2 separate regions of the Homo sapiens genome follow, and region 1 is linked to region 2. Evidence: read pairs that join two places in POLR2A ChIA-PET (ENCODE). Cell type or tissue: B cell. All regions are shown on one strand. Links, peaks and the distances in the headings refer to the core of each region. The heading gives the core; the rest is flanking DNA. Region 1 has its middle 56 kb from the start of MIR922. Region 2 holds the start of MIR922 (microRNA 922).

The links. ChIA-PET counts read pairs that join two places held together with the same protein. Peaks named below come from ENCODE experiments on the same cell type or tissue, not always from the same donor. Only the 100,000 strongest peaks of a DNase experiment are listed, where the experiment ranks them.
Region 1: POLR2A ChIA-PET joins it to region 2 with 6 read pairs; 2 of 35 experiments call an interaction of 5 or more read pairs at or near these places.

The regions. Positions count from the first base shown.
Region 1 is chr3:197,617,215-197,620,125 of GRCh38, reverse strand. It overlaps the pseudogene SDHAP4. Among named protein-coding and RNA genes, the nearest start is that of MIR922, 56 kb to the left of the region's middle. In B cell, for the core only: no CTCF peak of the experiment used is centred there; no DNase peak of the experiment used is centred there.
Region 2 is chr3:197,673,529-197,676,439 of GRCh38, reverse strand. It overlaps RUBCN (rubicon autophagy regulator), which reads left to right. Exons shown (of 20, transcript NM_014687.4): 19 at 925-1,018; 20 at 1,244-2,911. The coding sequence ends at 1,422. MIR922 (microRNA 922) reads left to right here and starts at 1,864; the gene lies at 1,864-1,944. In B cell, for the core only: no CTCF peak of the experiment used is centred there; DNase peaks (open chromatin) are centred at 1,499 and 2,301; H3K27ac peaks cover 1,918 bases.

The sequences.
Region 1 (2,911 bases), core at 106-2,605, 56 kb after region 2:
TGTCACCAACATAGGAGCTGTTGCTGCTGCGTTCTCTAGCACACCTGCCTTGTTTGTACTGCTGGGCGTGGAATGCCTCTCGGGCTCTGACAGTGTCATTGACACTGTTGCTGATCTCCTTGGATTTACCTGGTCCATTTGGATCAAGTTCTTTCACCTATTCACATGAGCAGATATCACCTTAAAACCTTAAAGGTTGGCTTAACACTTCTTGCCCTTTTTTTTTCTTTCTTTTAGTCTCTGAGATATGATACCAGCTGTTTTGTGGAGTATTTTGCCTTGGATCTCCTGATAGAGAACAGGGAGTGCCGTGGTGTCATTGCACTGTGCATAGAGGACGGGTCCATCCATCACATAAGAGCAAAGAACACTGTTGTTGCCACAGGGTAGGAATCTAATTTCTACTTTATTTCCTTTGTAAAAATGAATAAATTTCTTTTAGAGTGTCTTTATTTTAAGGAAAATAGAGGCATTGTAGAATAGCAGTTCAGACACAGGCCTTGATATAACCATGTGAGGGTGATGGCCTTTCCCAGCCGTGGTTCCTCACCTGTAAAGAGTGAGGACAGCAGCACCTGCCTCGGGGTGAGAAAGCATGGCCCTCAGTAGTCGGTAGTGGCTGCCGTCAGCTTCACAGCTTACCTCTCCCGATTTTAGATGAGGCACCTGCGGCCCAAAGAGTCACATGGGGTTTTCTGGCAAAATCTCTCTTGTTTTAGTGGGTTCTGTGTTTATACTGATTCCTGGGATAGATAAGTCTGTCTTCTCCGCATAATGAAAATGAAAAACTTTAATTTTATACAGTGGCAGTTACTTTAGTCACTTTAAAAGTTAAGAAGTGTCAGTACAGCCAAGAAAAAAAATCAGCAAAACTACAGGTTGGGAAAAAATATTTTCCAAACCATATATCTAATGATATCTTAGTATCTAAAATAGAAAAAAAAAAAAAAAAAAGCCCTACTAAAACCAACCTACTAAACCCTACTAAAAAACAACCCTGCTAAAAATGGGCAAAGGACTTGAATAGATATTTTTCCAGAGAAGACATACAAATGGCCAGTTGATGTATGAAAAAATGCTCAACATCACTAAGCACCAGAGAAATGCAAATTAAAACCCCAATGAGTATCATCTCATCTCGCTCCAGTTAGAATGGCTGTTACCAAGAGGACAAAAGATAGTGAGTGTTGGTGAGGATGTGGAGAAAAGGGAACCCTGTGTGCTGTTGGTGGGAATGTAAATTAGTACAACTATTGTGGAAAACTCTGGAGGTTCCTCAAAAGTCACAGGACTACCATGTGCTCCAGCAACCTCATTTCTGGGTGTATATCCAAAGGGCATGAAATCAGAAGCTCAAAGAGACACCTGGACCCCCATGTTCATTGCAGCGTTATTCACAATACCCGAGATATGGAAACAACCTAAAAATTTTTGGTGTTTAATGACAATGTGGTGTGTATACACAACTGAATATTATTCAGCTATGAAAACAAAGGAAATCCTGTCATGTGTGACAATGTGGATGAACCCAAAGTCATTATGTTAAGTGAAACGTCCCAGGCACAGAAAGACAGATACTGCATGTCACTCATATGTGGATCTAAAACTGTCACAACTCACAGAAACAGAATAGGACAGTGGTTGCCAGGGGCTGGGGGAATGCAGACTGTGGCGATGCTGATTAAAGGTGTAACTTCCCGTCACAAGGTGAAGTTCTGAAGGTCTGATAAACAGCATGGTGGCTAGAGTTAATGTTATACAGCATGGTGGCCAGAGTTAACATTATACAGCATGGTGGCTACAGTTAAAATCATACAGTACGGTGGCTCTCATTAATATAACTTGAAATTTGCGAAGAGAGTAGACCTTAGGTGTCTGTATCTCCAAAAAAAAAGGATAATTGTATGAGGTGATAGATGTGTATTAAGTTGATTGTGTCATCAGTTCACAAAATAAATCATCACGCTGTACACCTTAAATATATACAGTATTGTTTTTTGTTTAATTCATCAATCATACCTCAGTAAATCTGGGGGAAAAAAACAAAATCCATAAAAATTTTAAAATTTTCATTATAAAAGTAGTATATGCTTACTGGGGAAACCTTTTGAACAGCACAAATCTAAAATACAAATAGGGCCAGACGCATAGTGGCTCATGCCTGTAATCCCAGCACTTTGGGAGGCCGAAGTGGGTGGATCACCTGAGGTCAGGAGTTCAAGAGCAGCGTGGCCAACATGGCGAAACCCAGTCTCTACTAAAAATACAAAAATCAATTGGATGTGGTGGTGCACACCTGTAATCCCAGGTACTTGGGAGGCTGAGGCGGAAGATCTTTCTAGAGATTGGGCTTTGATGTAAAAAAAACTTACACACTAAATAATTGGTTAAAACAATGAATTTTCTTGAGGGACTTATTTACTCTTAATAAATTATAAGAGACTCTGATTTTTTTAATCCAAAGTTCAACTTTTATTGCATCTCACCATTTTTTATTTTCTCTCCTCTTTGAAAGGGTGCACAATAGTAATGCTCTCCCTCAACTCATTGTCAGCTCCTAAAAGTCTTTTTCCTCCAGTTCTGTTTCTTGTGACCTGATGCTAACAATATTCTCTTAAAGGCCTAAAGGAAATGTCGTCTTTCATCATCATATTCTGTGCAGTGCAGAAGGTCTTTTCTTTTGCCTTTTGGTAACTGGCCTAACAGATTTTATGGTTTACTGAAATAATTGCCATTATTATTAAATTTTGATTTACTTAAGAAAAAAACTGAGATTGAAAAAATTTTCTTAAATTAGGGTTAGTACATCCATGTATCTTTTTGTATGCGCTTTTCAAGTCCTTCCGACATAGAGTTACAGGGCTTTGACTCCTGGGTCTAAAAAGGGCACCAAGTCCTGCTAAATATTAAA
Region 2 (2,911 bases), core at 210-2,709:
CGGGAGGCTGAGGCAGGAGAATTGCTTGAATCCAGGAGGCGGAGGTTGCAGTGAGCCGAGATCATGCCACTGCACTCCAGCCTGAGCGACAAGAGTGGAAAAAAAAAAGGCAGTTGTCATGATGTGAGAGGAGAGCTCTGGATTGGAATCGAGAGGGAGTCTACCCTCGGCCGTCATTTGTTGTTCTCAGTCATTATGACCAAAATAAATACTTTGTCCCCTCTGAGGCCTCGATTTTCTTGGCTCTAAGATGAAGAGAATAATTTACTTTCTTCTCAGTATTTTTGAGGGTTGATGGGGTAATTTGTATGACAGCGTTTTGTATACTTTATGTATTCCTCAAACGCACGTCGTTATTGTCGTCATCTACTCAACATGTTGAAAATGCAGAAATTACACTTTTAGAACTTCCTGTCTTAGCCTATGCCCAGTTTATGTTCCTGTGACCGTCCCATAATTCGAGCTGGGCACAGGTAGGAAACCCTGTGTGTCTGGGAGGAACTGGAAATCCTTCACTACAACCTGACTCCAGGCTTGGAGCTGTGTTTGAGGAACAGCCTCGTCTCCACATTTTATCTTAATTGCTTGTGGTTCCTATTCTGAAATAAAATCATGACCCAGATGGGACTGTCGGCTTAGGAAGCCCTTTGTGGTGCCATTTCCTCCTTCTCCTCTCTTCATGGAGAGCCGCGCTGGGGGTCGGAGCTTCTCCGGCTGGTGCCTGTCTGATCTTCTGCCTAAAGCTTTGTCTAACGCTGCCCGGCCCTGGTCCTAGTTTAGCTTTCATGCTTCTGAGTCCAGCCCAGGCCTCCTCCCTGTGGGCAGCAGAACCCTGTAGACCACTCCCCTCCTCGGTGTTCACCCTCCCGTGCCAGTTCCTGATGTGCCGCTCCTCATTTTGCCATCTGTGTTTTTCCTCCCCAGCTCTGCCAAGCCAAAGGCTTCATCTGTGAGTTCTGTCAGAATGAGGATGACATCATCTTTCCCTTTGAGCTCCATAAGTGCCGGACCTGTGAAGGTGAGGGCAGGTGCAGGCATCGGGCAAGTGAGCCTGAACACAGGGCTCCTTGATTCCCCAGAGCCACCCCTGTTAGCAAGAGTTCGGTGCCACTCAGCACCTCGCGGGGCCTCCCCAGGGGACACCACGCCTTGGTGGCGAGAAGGGGCTGTGGCAGCAACTGACCTCTAGCTGGAGATAATACAAATTGTTTTCTTCTCTCCCCCACCTTCCCAACCTGAGTAGAGTGTAAAGCGTGTTACCATAAAGCCTGCTTCAAGTCTGGAAGCTGTCCGCGCTGCGAGCGGCTGCAGGCCCGGCGGGAGGCACTGGCCAGGCAGAGCCTGGAGTCTTACCTGTCAGACTACGAGGAGGAGCCCGCGGAAGCGCTGGCCCTGGAAGCCGCCGTCCTGGAGGCCACCTGAAGAAAGCACGTGCAGCCCTCCCTCCGGGCCGGGTCACACCTGTTGCAGAACTGAGCCACTCTTTGAAGGACTCGCCCCACCTGGGGCTTCTTTTTTTTTTTTTTTTTTTAATTATCATCATCTTTTTTTTTTTTTTTACTGACTTGTCTGACGTCTGTGTGCAGTCAGCCGTCGGCAGGTTGATGGGTCCAGAGTCTGTGGTGACAGATAATTTGTAAACACCAGGTGTTTCCATCAGAACTGACATGCGGGTCCTTCAGTGAAGCTTCTAGTGCCTCTGTCAGTGGAAGAGACAGCAAGACCAAGTTCTTCCAGCGTCTGTGGCCTTCTCCTCTAGGTTTCACCTGCATGTCAGGTATCATTTCCAATTTTCCTTTGTTTCAGTTCTGGAGCTTCTGAGCCAGGCCTTTCTCAACCACCTCTCCTGCTGCTGAAACGGGGATGGCGTTTTCCCTCTCCCTGTCCTGGACTGGGGTCAGACTGTGCCCCGAGGAGAAGCAGCAGAGAATAGGACTACGTCATGGGCATTTCGTCCACTTATTTGGGTATTTTGGGGGCCACAGAACAATCCTGACTATCCTAGACTCCTCAGAGACCTCAGAGGCAGCTGTGAATGTCCCTATGTTGCCGGGAGTTCCTGTTTGAAATATTTGAAGCATAGAGGATGCCACAAGCTGACTTTCTTCATCTACCTTGGTGATCTTGAAGCAAAGAACAGAACTGATGCTCAGGCCAGGCTCACCTGTAGCCTTACGCCGCAAGCATACGTGAGGCGCCAGCTCTGTCGCTGAAGGAGCGCTTACTCAGAGGAGCGGTCGGCCCCCTCTTGGTGTTAAGGTCTCTTAGTTAACCTGGCTTTTTGGTGCAGGTGTGATCTTTGAAGCTCAGGCAGGTCCCTGATGCCATCCTAAGGTGAGGACAGGAACCTCACCCACCATCTTCTTAGCGTGTCCCTGATGACTCTGTCCTCTGTTAGATGGTCGTTGTGCTTCTGAGTAAAAGTACAACCCGACTCCGTTCTCTCCCCTTCCTGCAGCAGAGCTGGGTCCTTCCCTGGTGGCCGAGTCTCTCTTGCCTTAGCTTCTTTGGTCAAAGTTGGAGAAAAGCTTCCTGCTATTAGTGCTGTTACAGAACTTGACGGTTTGTGGATGTGAGTGTGAATGTCCCTGTGTTCTTGGGATAACAAGAGCCTTTATGCCAATTATGCACTTAACTCTGTGTAGCCTGGTAATGTTTATCTGTTCATTTGATAATGCTGATTTTAGTGTGCTGCCCCCCTCCCCCCGTTAATGTGTGTTGATGGTGAAGTCCTTTTGATAATGCTGATTTTGGTGTGCTGCCTCCCCCTTCCCCCCCGTTAATGTGTGTGTTGACAGTGAAGTCCTTGGGTGGGGCCATGTGTGTGTTTGTGATGTTCCTTAAGTTGATGCAGCTTCTAACCTCTGTGAAAACACTGGTCAGAGTGGCTTCTCCAAGAGCTGGCAGCTCT